3 separate regions of the Homo sapiens genome follow, and all the other regions are linked to region 2. Evidence: chromatin contacts called from ENCODE Hi-C or POLR2A ChIA-PET data. All regions are on one chromosome and are shown on one strand. Each heading gives the region's core, a stretch centred on a gene start or an enhancer-like site at or near the end of the contact. The rest is flanking DNA. Distances are from core to core; before and after follow the strand shown. Region 1 holds the start of ATP8B1 (ATPase phospholipid transporting 8B1). Region 2 holds the start of FECH (ferrochelatase). Region 3 overlaps ATP8B1 (ATPase phospholipid transporting 8B1).

The links. A loop is a pair of places that touch in the nucleus more often than their neighbours do. ChIA-PET counts read pairs that join two places held with the same protein, here RNA polymerase II (POLR2A). Pooled maps may share reads with other maps.
Region 1: a loop to region 2 is called in a pooled map, with 4 times the contacts of the local background. The contact joins the promoter of ATP8B1 here to the promoter of FECH in region 2. A Hi-C loop is called at or near these places in 4 of 50 pooled maps. POLR2A ChIA-PET finds 5 or more read pairs at or near these places in 3 of 52 experiments (CD4-positive, alpha-beta T cell, GM12878 and Panc1).
Region 3: a loop to region 2 is called in a map with no recorded cell type, with 7 times the contacts of the local background. The contact joins the enhancer-like site here to the promoter of FECH in region 2. A Hi-C loop is called at or near these places in 1 of 37 single-sample maps with no recorded cell type and 4 of 50 pooled maps. POLR2A ChIA-PET finds 5 or more read pairs at or near these places in 3 of 52 experiments (GM12878, H1 and Panc1).

What each region holds. Positions count from the first base shown.
Region 1 is chr18:57,801,746-57,805,390 of GRCh38, forward strand. It overlaps ATP8B1 (ATPase phospholipid transporting 8B1), which reads right to left and starts at 1,570. Exons shown (of 28, transcript NM_001374385.1): 1 at 1,253-1,570. RefSeq lists an enhancer at 1,190-1,827.
Region 2 is chr18:57,585,355-57,588,765 of GRCh38, forward strand. It overlaps FECH (ferrochelatase), which reads right to left and starts at 1,348. Exons shown (of 11, transcript NM_000140.5): 1 at 1,200-1,348. The coding sequence starts at 1,266. RefSeq lists silencers at 1,040-1,089, 1,100-1,159, 1,170-1,529.
Region 3 is chr18:57,746,852-57,750,820 of GRCh38, forward strand. All of the region lies in intron 1 of ATP8B1 (ATPase phospholipid transporting 8B1), which reads right to left. Among named protein-coding and RNA genes, the nearest start is that of ATP8B1, 54 kb to the right of the region's middle. Within about 2 kb of position 2,065, at least 7 of the 41 ENCODE cell types and tissues checked have a DNase peak (open chromatin) inside an H3K27ac peak, as active enhancers do; they include Panc1, where a contact is called at or near this core.

The DNA of each region.
Region 1 (3,645 bases), core at 320-2,819, 220 kb after region 2:
TAGTGGCAAAATTTTGAAGGCAATGCAACCAGGAAGATGGGAGCGAATATTTTCTCACGCCAACAGGGAGGCCAGTTTCCGGGAGAGGAACTCGGCGGCGTCTGGAGCTACCCAGGAAGAGCTTGCAGCCCCCAAGGGCAGCGCGTGCAGGCCAAGGGGGTCGGGTAGGGTTGAGCGGGTACTCACCGGGCAGAAGCGCGGCCCAAGTCCTCCTTACTTCTGCGTGTCAATCCCCCTTCCCCAATTTGCATCCTTACTGCAATCCAGTCTCCCCCGTACAACCGTCACGGATCTGCGCTCCGAGCACCGCCCCCCCCCGCAACCAGCCACCAACCCCCGGCAGGGACCACAGGCACACGCCTCCGTCGGAAAAGTTGGGCAGACACTTCAGAACTTTTCTTTCACTTTGGGGAGAAGGAGGGAGTTGGAGAAGTGGGGGCGAGGGGTGTTAAAGCACTGGGCCATTCTCTGCAACATCTCCCCGCGCCCCCCAACAAGTTGCCCCTCCTCGTGCACACAGCGAGGTGACAGCGCAGGGCACCAAACTGCTGAGGGAAGGAGATGCCTGCAGCCATCTCAGCGGGGCTGGCGGACGCGACCCGACAGTCACCGGAAAAACAGTGGTGTCGGTCTTCCCCATCACCTCCCCTCCCCATCCCACAATAAAGCGCACGGAAGATGTCTGGGAGTACCTGGCCCTGCCACAGGAGCTGGGGAGGAGAGCGATCTCACCCCCTCCATCCCTCCCGGCAGGTGGGCCGCGGTCAGATACGTTTGGCCCGCAAGTCCTTTTCGGACACGTTGGCATCTGCTCCCAAAGAGCGCCCCAGCAGGACCCGGTCACCGGGGTCTTCCAGAGGGGCGGTAGCCACCGCACAGGAGCCAGCGGCATCCCCCAAGGAGCCGCAAGCCCTACCTGGCTTAACCCCCGGACATGTGTGTCGCTACCGATCGAAGAACCCAAACACCCCGAGATTTCCCTCCTCTAGGCAGGTGAAAACCCCACGGAACTCTCCGCAGCGCTGCCTGCCCAGCCGGCCGTGTCTCGCCGTCCCCGAGGCCTCGGGGGCTCCCAGCACCTCCACCCAAATCCCACCTGTGCGGGCTCGGGAGTCCGAGGGCGCTGACAGCTGCTGCCGCCGCATCCCGGATCTCCAAAGTGCGGCGGGAGCGGCCAGGGAACCTGCAGGACACCGCCGGGCCAAGGGGCTTGGGAAGGTCTGGGGGCCCCCGGCGCCGCACCCCTGCTTACCTGGCGTTCGCTGGGCCCCGGCTGGGGCATCCGCCTGGTGCGCGCCGCTCGGAGCGCTCGCTGCGCACCTGGCCGCTGCCGCCGCCCGCCCGGCCCCAGCCCTGGCCGCCGCGCTAGCGCTGCATGGCGCACGGGGGCTGGCCGGGGGCCCGGGGAAGCGTGTCTAGTTGGCGGCGGCACCTCCGGCTCTCGCGGCTCGCTAGTGGCTCCCCCGCCTTTCCCCGCCCCGCGTCCGTGCACCCTTCCTCTGCAGCCGCCCTTTTGCCTCCGCTCCGCCGGACCGGCCAAACTGGTTTCTCCGCTCGGGGAGGTGCCTCTGGTTTCCCTCCAGCAGCCGCGGCCGCCGAGCCTCGCTGGGGCTGGGGCTGGGGCTGGAGGCGGGCTCGGCCTTCTCCCCTCCCTTTTTCCCTCCCTAGGGCGGAGAGGGGCTGGACTGCAAGCCCCGGGGCGGCCCGAGGCGGCCCAGGTCCAGCTCCTGCCCCACGCCCTCCGTGCGTCCTGGAGTCAGGTGGGCACCCCTTTCAGTCTTCCGAGCCCAGCCTACGAGCCCTTGCCTCGCCCAGCCTGAGACCCAGTTGCTGCGGCTGCTCTTAGCTCCCCGGGGGCCGCACTCGCCACCACACCTCTCCAGCCCAGCGTCACTTTCCCGCTGCCCTTGGCTGGCTTGGCCGTCACCCCGGGTCGAGGACTGAGCCAGCCTGGAAAGCTGGCGGGGCCGCGGCGCGCCCGGGACCTGAGCTCCCTCGGTAAGGGGAGCTGTGTCCTCTTGATGCCAAGTCATGTTTGGGGACCGGTCACCGAATGCGCGTCAAAGTTCGCCGCGTGGAGGGTGAAGAAAGAGGCTGCGCCTCAAGACTTCCAGAAACGTATCCTGTGATTGCAGCCAGCAGGCTTTCTGCCGAGTCCAAACGCTATCGAGTTTTTTTGGGTTTGGAGTCAAAAGGAGTTAAGGTGCGGCCCGTGAACCACGCGGTGTAGGTGGAAATTTTGGACTCAGCGCCTCGTTGCTGGCTGGTGTCTGAGCGGGTGAATCGTGCCTCCCTGGCAGTATAGACATTACCCTCCTTCTTGAGTAGACTTTTGCCGCTCCCCGACTATGGACCGAGTCGTTGGGATAAGAATGGAGGAAAATCAAAGATCAGAGTTTGCTTAAAATGCAGTAGGGGAGCCAGGACTCCCACACGATTCCCAGTCACCTAGAGGCTCACATCTATGCCCAAGAGTCCAGACTCCCAACTGGGTCATCACAGAGGCTTCCTACAGGAGGCCGTGCTTGATGGGACTCAAAGATCCACAGCTTTAAGGATCAGAGTTGTGTAGAGAGGGTATTCAACGGGTGGCCAACTGGTAGAATCTTGTCTGATACCAACCCCGAGGCTGCTCTAGGCTTCTTTTTCATGAGTCAAACTTGATCTCTGACTAGGTGCTGGTCAGTCACTCAATCTATCCAGGCCTCAGTTTCCTCATTTGTAAAATGAGATTGGACCAGATGGTCTCTTCCAGCACTTATATTCTGAAGCTAACGACAGAACAAAGGTACCGATGCAAGAGAACATAGGGCCTGTTGGTGACACTGGTTGATCTAAGACATTTAGACTTGTTTTTGGTAGCACCTGCAAACCGTTGACAATTTAGGACCGAGCATGAGCATGATCAAGGTTGTGTTTTAGGGAAAATAATAGGGAGATAGTCTAGAGAGGATAAAACTGAAGATGGGAGAATCACTTGAGAGGCTGGGACAGCGACATACGGAGGAGTTGCCAGGGGAAGTAAAAAGGAGGAAATTCAAGGGACACCACAGAAGAGAGATAGGGCACGAAGTGGCCACAACCTGCAACTGACTGGGAGAGGGGAGCAATGGAAGGTGAGCCAGGTTCTCAAGACTGGGTTATGGCATGCAAGGAGCAGCAGACTCCAAAGGAGGGAAGCCGTTTAGGAAGACTCTGCCCCTATCTGGATAAATGCCAGCAAACCTAGGAATCAAGAGGGGATTCCAGACTAAAGGGGGCACCCCCTCCTTGCAGATCCACTACCAAGTGCTCAACCTGTCCAAGAAAATGTTACATAGAAGAGACTAAACAAGGACGCATCCAATCTACACCTGTACCTAGATCTGATCAATACCATTCTGATGTCTGCATTTATTTACTTGTTTATTTATTTATAGAGACAGGGTTGGGTTTCACTATGTTGCCCAGGCTTGTCTTGAACTCCCCAGTTCAAGCGGTCCACCTGCCTCAGCCCCCCAAGGTGCTGGGATTACAGTCATGAGCCACCACCTGTACTAAAAATACAAAAATTAGCCAAGCATGGTGGCGGGCGCCTGTGGTCCCAGCTACTCAAGAGGCTGAAGCAGGAGAATCAATTGAACCTGGGAGACTGAGGTGGCAGGC
Region 2 (3,411 bases), core at 98-2,597:
CACTTTTAACCTAGACTACAAATAATTTAAAGTTTCACATATTGTTCCACGACCTCAAATCTAGGACCTGTCAGACTTTATTTGCCACAGGAAAGGTCAGTGAAAGAAAAGATTAGTTCAATACTTCTTTCAGCCCCACGACTGGCACTGTGCTGCCTCTTCTTAAAAAACAATGCCCTTTGTCCCCCAGCGCCCTTAGTGAGCTAGCCTCATTGTACACTGGGTCCTTAGTATTTTCCTAACAAAGGCACGTCTAATGAGATATGGAGGTTCAGAGGGGATTCCCTCCACTCCAAGTAGGTGTCAGACTGACGAACGTCTTAGAAAAATATGTCCGGTCTGTGTCCAGTCACCGTTCGGATGCATTGAATAAGCATCTTATTCGTGGCAGCCTTCTGCATGAATGGCTAGACATCTTGAGGATGCCTGTGTACTACTGTGTGCCAGGCAAGGTGCTCATGTTCAAGGCAAGCCTTAAAAAAAAAATTAGGATTTCAATGTACATTTACCAAAGCTCTGGCGAGGTTAGGTGCCTTGTTCAAGGTGTCACAGTTGGAAATGCTGTCCCAGCCAGGTGTGTGAGATCCACAGTCCCATCAGCTCATCCTGTGGTCACAACCTATTCACGGTTTGCATCAGAAACGTGGGAGGCTGTTCCTGGGTCTTACAAGTTCCCCAGATATCTCTAGAAAACGCTAGCCCAGGCTGCCCCACGGGGGGTCCCGCTGCTAAGGAGAAGTGGGCACAGAGGGACCAAGGACCATGGGCTTTCCTCAGCAGGGAGGGAACTGCAGGGCAGATGTCCATGGTGGTGATGATGAAGATGCCTTCCTTACTATCCTCTATGGCAGGCCCATAACATACCTTCCCTCGCGTAATCTTCTCAACAGCCTGGTTATTGCAGGTGACAATAACCAAGGCTCTGGGAAATTCCAGCCACTGCTCCAAGCCACCCAGCCGACCGATGGGACTTGAACCTGCGCCTCCTGGATCCGGGCGCCCTCCCCGCGGCCTCCCGAGCCCTGAGTGCTGCCCTCAGCCCTCCCTTCTCCGCGACGCCCCTCGCCCGGTTGCTCGCAGCACCCCCAAGGCCGCTCCCCGAATCCCCCGGGCGCGAGGGCCCGGGCGCCAGCTGCCCGCTCTGCCCACGCCTTCTCAGGGATCCTGGCCCTGGCGGCCGCCGCGACAGACCCACTTACGCGGATCGCGGAGCAGGACGCCCGCGGCGCGCAGGGCCGCAGCCATGTTTGCGCCGAGTGAACGCATTGCCTGGGCAGCCTCGGCCCGAGTCCGGGCTCCTCCCGCGGCGGCGCGCCCAGGTGTCCGCCCAGCAGTGGCCGAGCCGGGTAGCGATCCCCACGCGCGTCCCCAGCCCCCTGACCTCGCGCCCTCCCGGCGCGCCCGCTCATTCGCTGCCGGGCCGGGGCGGGCGAGGCCAGGCAGAGACACGCCCCTCGCGGAGAGCCCGCCCCAGCTGGGCGCCGCTCCCTGCGTGAAAATGGGCCCGGGGGCTGAGCTAGAAGCCCGCTCCCCACCACCATCGCAGGTCACTGCAAAACCTGCTGGACTCCTAGTTGCGTGCCCTGTTTGCATCTGCCAAACTAGCGAAGTCAGGATCCTCAGCCATGACTCAGCAAATAACTTTTTTCGACGTTTCCATTACTATTATTTAGATATAAGGATGCTTTTGCCTCAGTTCTCCAGTTTGCCTGCCTAGTCACAACACAAGTGTGCAGATCCTGTTTTGTTTTGCTTTATTTTCAGAATAGAAAAAGGGATTATTCAGTTTCTCTGCACCCTCTCTGTGTAGCAGAATTTGACAGGTGAAACTCACTGAAGAGCATTAGGAAAAGTGAAGGCCAGCCTGGCAAGTGCATTTCTTGGAGGGACGGTATGATGAGGTTTGTCTGTATCATATCCGCGCACCTTCCCAGTTTAGCCGCCCGTCCCGCCCCCAAGGTCGCACACTGAGATCACTGGGAGGAACAGGCGCCCATTTCATTCCTACACCTCCGTCAGCCCACCCTGCCTATATATGTTCAGTGCATTGTGGAGTAGGAAACCAGCCCTTGGTACAGAAAGGTCTCAGGCATCGGTATTCATTGAACAAATATTGAGCACCTACTATGTGCACTGGGAAAACAGTAGTGAAAAGAGTAGACGGGGGCTTACATGGGGTTAGGGGAGACACAGAAAATAATCACAACATGTAATACTTTGAATGATGGAGCCCTTCCACGGCCTCCCCTCTTCTTTTTCCCTCTCAGGACAAAAGAAGAATGAAGCAAGGTAAAAGAGATGGGGTAGGGTGGGGGAAGGGACTAATGCAATTTGAAGCAGGTGGGTCAGAGTCTCACACATTCGAGCAAAGGCCTTATACACATTTGAGCAAAGGGGGCAAGCCATATGGAACATTCAGGGAAGATGGAGTCTAGATTCAGCTGAAACCCAGTTTTCTGTAGCTTAAATATGTGCTACTGATGGAATTAGTTTATTTCTTATTAAAGTTGGTCCTCCTGATGGTTATAAGCCCAATGCAAAATGTCAAATTAAATGGATAGCCTTTCATATTACCTACATGATCTTCATATCCAAGCGGATGTCCTGAGAAAAGCACAGTAAAACCTGCTCCAGGTATCAACCCACCTTCCTTATATGTGTGGCTATTCTCTACCCTCATAAAAAAATTATAGTCTTCTTAAGTTGCCCTGTAAAGAGGTGATCTTCATGGATAACATACTTCTCTACCTACAGTCTGAACCCATTTTTGTTGTTGTTGTTGTTATTTGTTTGTTTTGTATTTCCAGTAGATACAGAGTTTTGCCATGTTGGCCAGACTGGTCTCGAACTTCTGACCTCAAGTGGTCCACCCACCTCGGCCTCCCAAAGTGCTGGGATTACAGGCGTGAGTCACCATGCGCGGCCTGAGCCCATTTCTTCTAAAGAAACTAAATTGAAAGGCTGCACACCTCGCAATGCTGTGCTGGCAGACATGTAGACAAGGCCAGAGAATAAAATGGCCGGGGGGGTTAGACGTCTGAGCTATGAAGGCTCTTCTTGTCCCCTCTGGGAGGCCCTGGAGAAAGTCATCCCCTCCATCCAGGGTGCTGGGCCCTCCTGCTGGGTAGAGATAAGGGGGCTTCTGGTCCCTCCCAGGCAAACGCTGATGATTAGTGACAAGGCATAAAGGTGCCAAGTCTCACCAGTACAAAATCAATGGCTGGCGTGGGTTAAATTTCTGTCCAGAAATGATTATGGAACTAGCAAGACATACTTTATTAAATATTTTAATGAATCAGCATCATTTCATTTCTTTTATTCGCATCTTGCACTTTCATTTTTACTGACTTCTTTTTTTATTTTTTATTTTTTCATTAATTAATTAATTTTTTTTGTTTTTTTTTTTTTTAG
Region 3 (3,969 bases), core at 815-3,314, 160 kb after region 2:
GTTCATGGAATCCACTGTGCATGGTGCATGGAAGTGAGCTCAGAAGGGATGGTTTGCATGTCAAGGCAGAAGAGTTGAAACTTGCCACATTTTGTCCCTTGTATTATACCTTTCTGGTGTGTTAGTAAACAGAAGATTCCATCTCCCTCCTAAGGATGGTGAGCTGCATGAAATGTAGTCTGGGTCCACCATTTCCTCCAAGAGCCCTTGCTGATCCTCAGCAAAGATCCCCAACCATTACTTAGCACTAAGGACAATGGACCTTGAGTGCCTTGGAGAGGGGCCAGAGACAAAGATAGCTTGAAAAGTCAGTGGCCCAGGCCGGGCGTGGTGGCTCATACCTGTAATCCCAGCACTTTGGGAAGCCGAGGTGGGTGGATCACCTAAGGTCAGGAGTTCAAGACCAGCCTGGCCAACATGGTGAAACCCCATCTCTACTAAAAATACAAAAATTAGCCAGGCGTGGTGGCAGGCACCTGCAATCCCAGCTACTTGGGAGGCTAAGGCAGGAGAATTGCTTGAACCCGGGAGGTGGAGGTTGCAGTGAGCTGAGACCCCACCACTGCACTCCAGTCTGGGTGACAAGAGCAAAACTCTATCTCAAAAAAAAAAAAAAAAGAGAAAGAAAGAAAAGTCAGTGGCTCTCCTTAGTGATCTGTATCCAAAGCTGTGGCTTCAGCTGCAAATACAAACAGATGCTCTTAAAATTCCCACATGGCTCCTTTTCATTTGTAAATCTGTCTCAAATTTCCAAATATTTATATGTAAACATGTTCCAAAGCTTAAACAGACACTAAGGTGATTGGCACATTAAGTATGATTAGGGCACTTACTTGGTATCTTTTCTAGATACTATCATGGTTTCCTGAACATCTAAGACTGGTCGACAGAGCCTTACCTCTCATTCCATCTGAAGGTTAACACCTTTACAAATTCTGGGTCTGAGATATTTAATCACTGTCTCTTATGCTGTATTTCAAGTCAGCTTAGAGTACTCAACTTAGATTACAAACTCTTCCAAGGCAGCAGAGTTCATATCCTAAGTTTTGGACCAAGATTCTACTGCAAACATATGGTTAATATTTTATAGGTCCCTTGGAAATACTTGCATTTGGCTTGAAATATCTACAGAGCTTCCTACCAACAGTCAGCAATTCTATCTGTTCTGGCTTTCAGAGTTTGAACAGGTCAAATATAAGGAGTGTGTCCAAGCTTCTCCTACAAATCTGATCAGTTTAAGCACCCATGGTAAGACTTCTGATGTAAGGCTTCTGAAACTCCCCATGTTTTCCTAGGATGATGGTGGCGTGCGTTTACAGAGAGCTAACTATGTGTTCTATGCATCAGGCTCTCCACTATGTATTCGCATTAGCTTACTTTGTTTGAGGATCAAATTATTATCCCCATTCTACAAATAAAGAAACTGTAACTGAGAGGTTAAGTTCTTTGCCCAAGGACATATAAGGGGTAACCAGAATAAAATCCCTTGGAGACATGCTGCCACAAGCCAAGGAACTTCCAGAAACTAGGAGAGAATCCTGAAACAGATCCTTCCCCAGCACCCTCACAGGGAAGATGGCCGTGCAAAACCTTGATCTTGAACTTCTGGCTTCCAGATTTGTGAGACAATAAGCTTCTGTTCTTTAAGCTGCTCTGTGTGTGGTACCTTGTTACAGCAGCCCCAGCTAACTAATATATGGCTTGAATGTGTAGCTTTAACATCGGAGAGGGCCTTTCAAATTCCTTAATTCCAACAAACAGAGGACTCCACAGTCAGGTACTGCAAATTTGTTACTTAATGTCTTTAAATTCTGAATCCACCTTTGCCAAGACTATGTGCACAAAAGGAAAAACTGTGGTTACCTTTTGTAACAAGTTATATAAATAAGAACTAAATGACCATGTTTTCTTTTCTCTCTTCTAATTACCCAAAGGTTAACATGCTATTTTAAAGTTTAATTTAATTTAATTTTGCAGCTTACCCAGGTTTAACAGTTATTTGCAGAGAATAATCAGAAGGAACTGCAACTGGTGTTTAATGCAAATAAGGCCAGGCTGCTGAACTAGGGATGACTCATGCAGGCCTTGTGCAAACATCTAGTCTGATTTGCATTTAAGAGAAAAGGTACACCTATAGAAGTATCCAACATGTATTAAAACATCTTCAAAATGTTTTGGAGTTTTAAAGAAGTGCCCATTAAAGATGCTTTCTGCTCCACCTCTTAAAAAAAGCATGGCCCCAGGAAAAATGATAATGTATTCTAGAACTTTTTTCTGCTGTGATATTTTCTCCTCCCAATCAATGTTTGCTTCCCCTTTAAAATCTCTGTGTACTTTCATGGGTGCAGTAGCACATGGTGATGAGGGCTTGGGTTTGATTGAGCAATGCTCACCCCATCTCCAGCCCCTACCCCACAAAGGCAAGTAGTACAGAGAATATATATACTTATGATTCTGACATAAAATAAAATGTAAAGCCAATCAAAATGTTTGCATATTTTTTGCTTTTCCACATTCCCCTTCTCCATAGACCTAGACTTCAATCAACCTGCATCTCCTATAAAGAGAAAATGACTCTCTTGAATGCAACTGGACTCCAATGAAAACAATCCTCTTTAACTCTCTTGTTATCATAATACTATTTATAACTTTTACTCAATTAATGTTATTATAAGCTCTTATATATTCAACATGTTACCAACCTGAAAACTTACCCCCGAATTAACCTGATTTAGGTGAAGACACCCTATAGAACTCTGAGTTGAGTCAGGAAGATTGATCCATTATTTAGGAAACAGAGCTCACTGTCATTGTCCCCTGTAGGTCTAGGGAGGAAGCAGGCTCTGGCTGAATTGTCTAGAGGATTCTCTCCCTTCCAGCAACCAATCTCCTTCCCACCCCATCTCCACTCTTGTGAGCAAACCTTCAGCTGTCCATCAATAAATCATGCCAGGGATAAATTCCCAACAATAGCAAATCTAACTGGCCTCAACTTGCTATTTTAACACTTTGATCCTAACTTCCGAGAGCTCTTTTTAAAAAGAAAGGAAAAAAATGGAATTAGTGTAAGAATAGAGAGAAGAGCATTAAGGATAAACTAGGGGTTTAGTGCCGGGTGCAGTGGCTCACACCTGTAATCCCAGCACTTTGGGAGGCCAAGTTTGGTGGATCACTTGAGGTCAGGAATTTGAGACCAGCCTGGCCAACATCATGAATCCCCGTCTCTACCAAGAATATGAAAATTATCCAGGCATGGTGGCGTGAGCCTGTAATCCCAGCTACTCAGAAGGCTGAAGTACAAAAATCGCTTGAACCTGGGAGGTGGAGGTTGCAGTGAGCCGAGACTGTGCCACTGCACTTTAGCCTGGGCAACAGAGTGAGATTCCATCTCAAAAAAAGAAAAAGAATAAACTAGGGGTTTAAATAGTCCCTAAATCAGCAATCAGAAATAAATCAAGAGTACCTGCACACTGCACAACTCAAAGAAAATTACTGAAAAGCCTTTAAATGTCACATGGATTTGAACTTTACTATTAGATATCTGGAGCTAATTAAAATATTTTCAAAGCATGTTTTAAAAGTGCTCTGAATAGACTGTGCTCTGGATTTACATGATGCCATCCTTTCAAATATTTCGGAGTTGTGACATAGGCTCTTCTACAATATTCATCAATGAAAAACTGAGCTACACTCAAGAGCAAAAGCTGGTGTTTGGGCCACAAAACGGTCACCTCCAAGTGCTCCGCAGCTAGGCCTGCCTTATATATCAGTTCCTAGGCTCATTCTGGCTATTGCCCTACCCATCCTCAGAGTCCAACCTACTCTTTTCCTCCTTCATCTTAACAGACGTGTCTACAGTGAATTTGTGTCTTAGTTTTCCAAAGCTTAAACCTCAGGTACAGAAAACAATGTTGCACTAACCATGACAGCTAACTTTGTGCATGTTTGCATGTGTCACATGAGTATTTA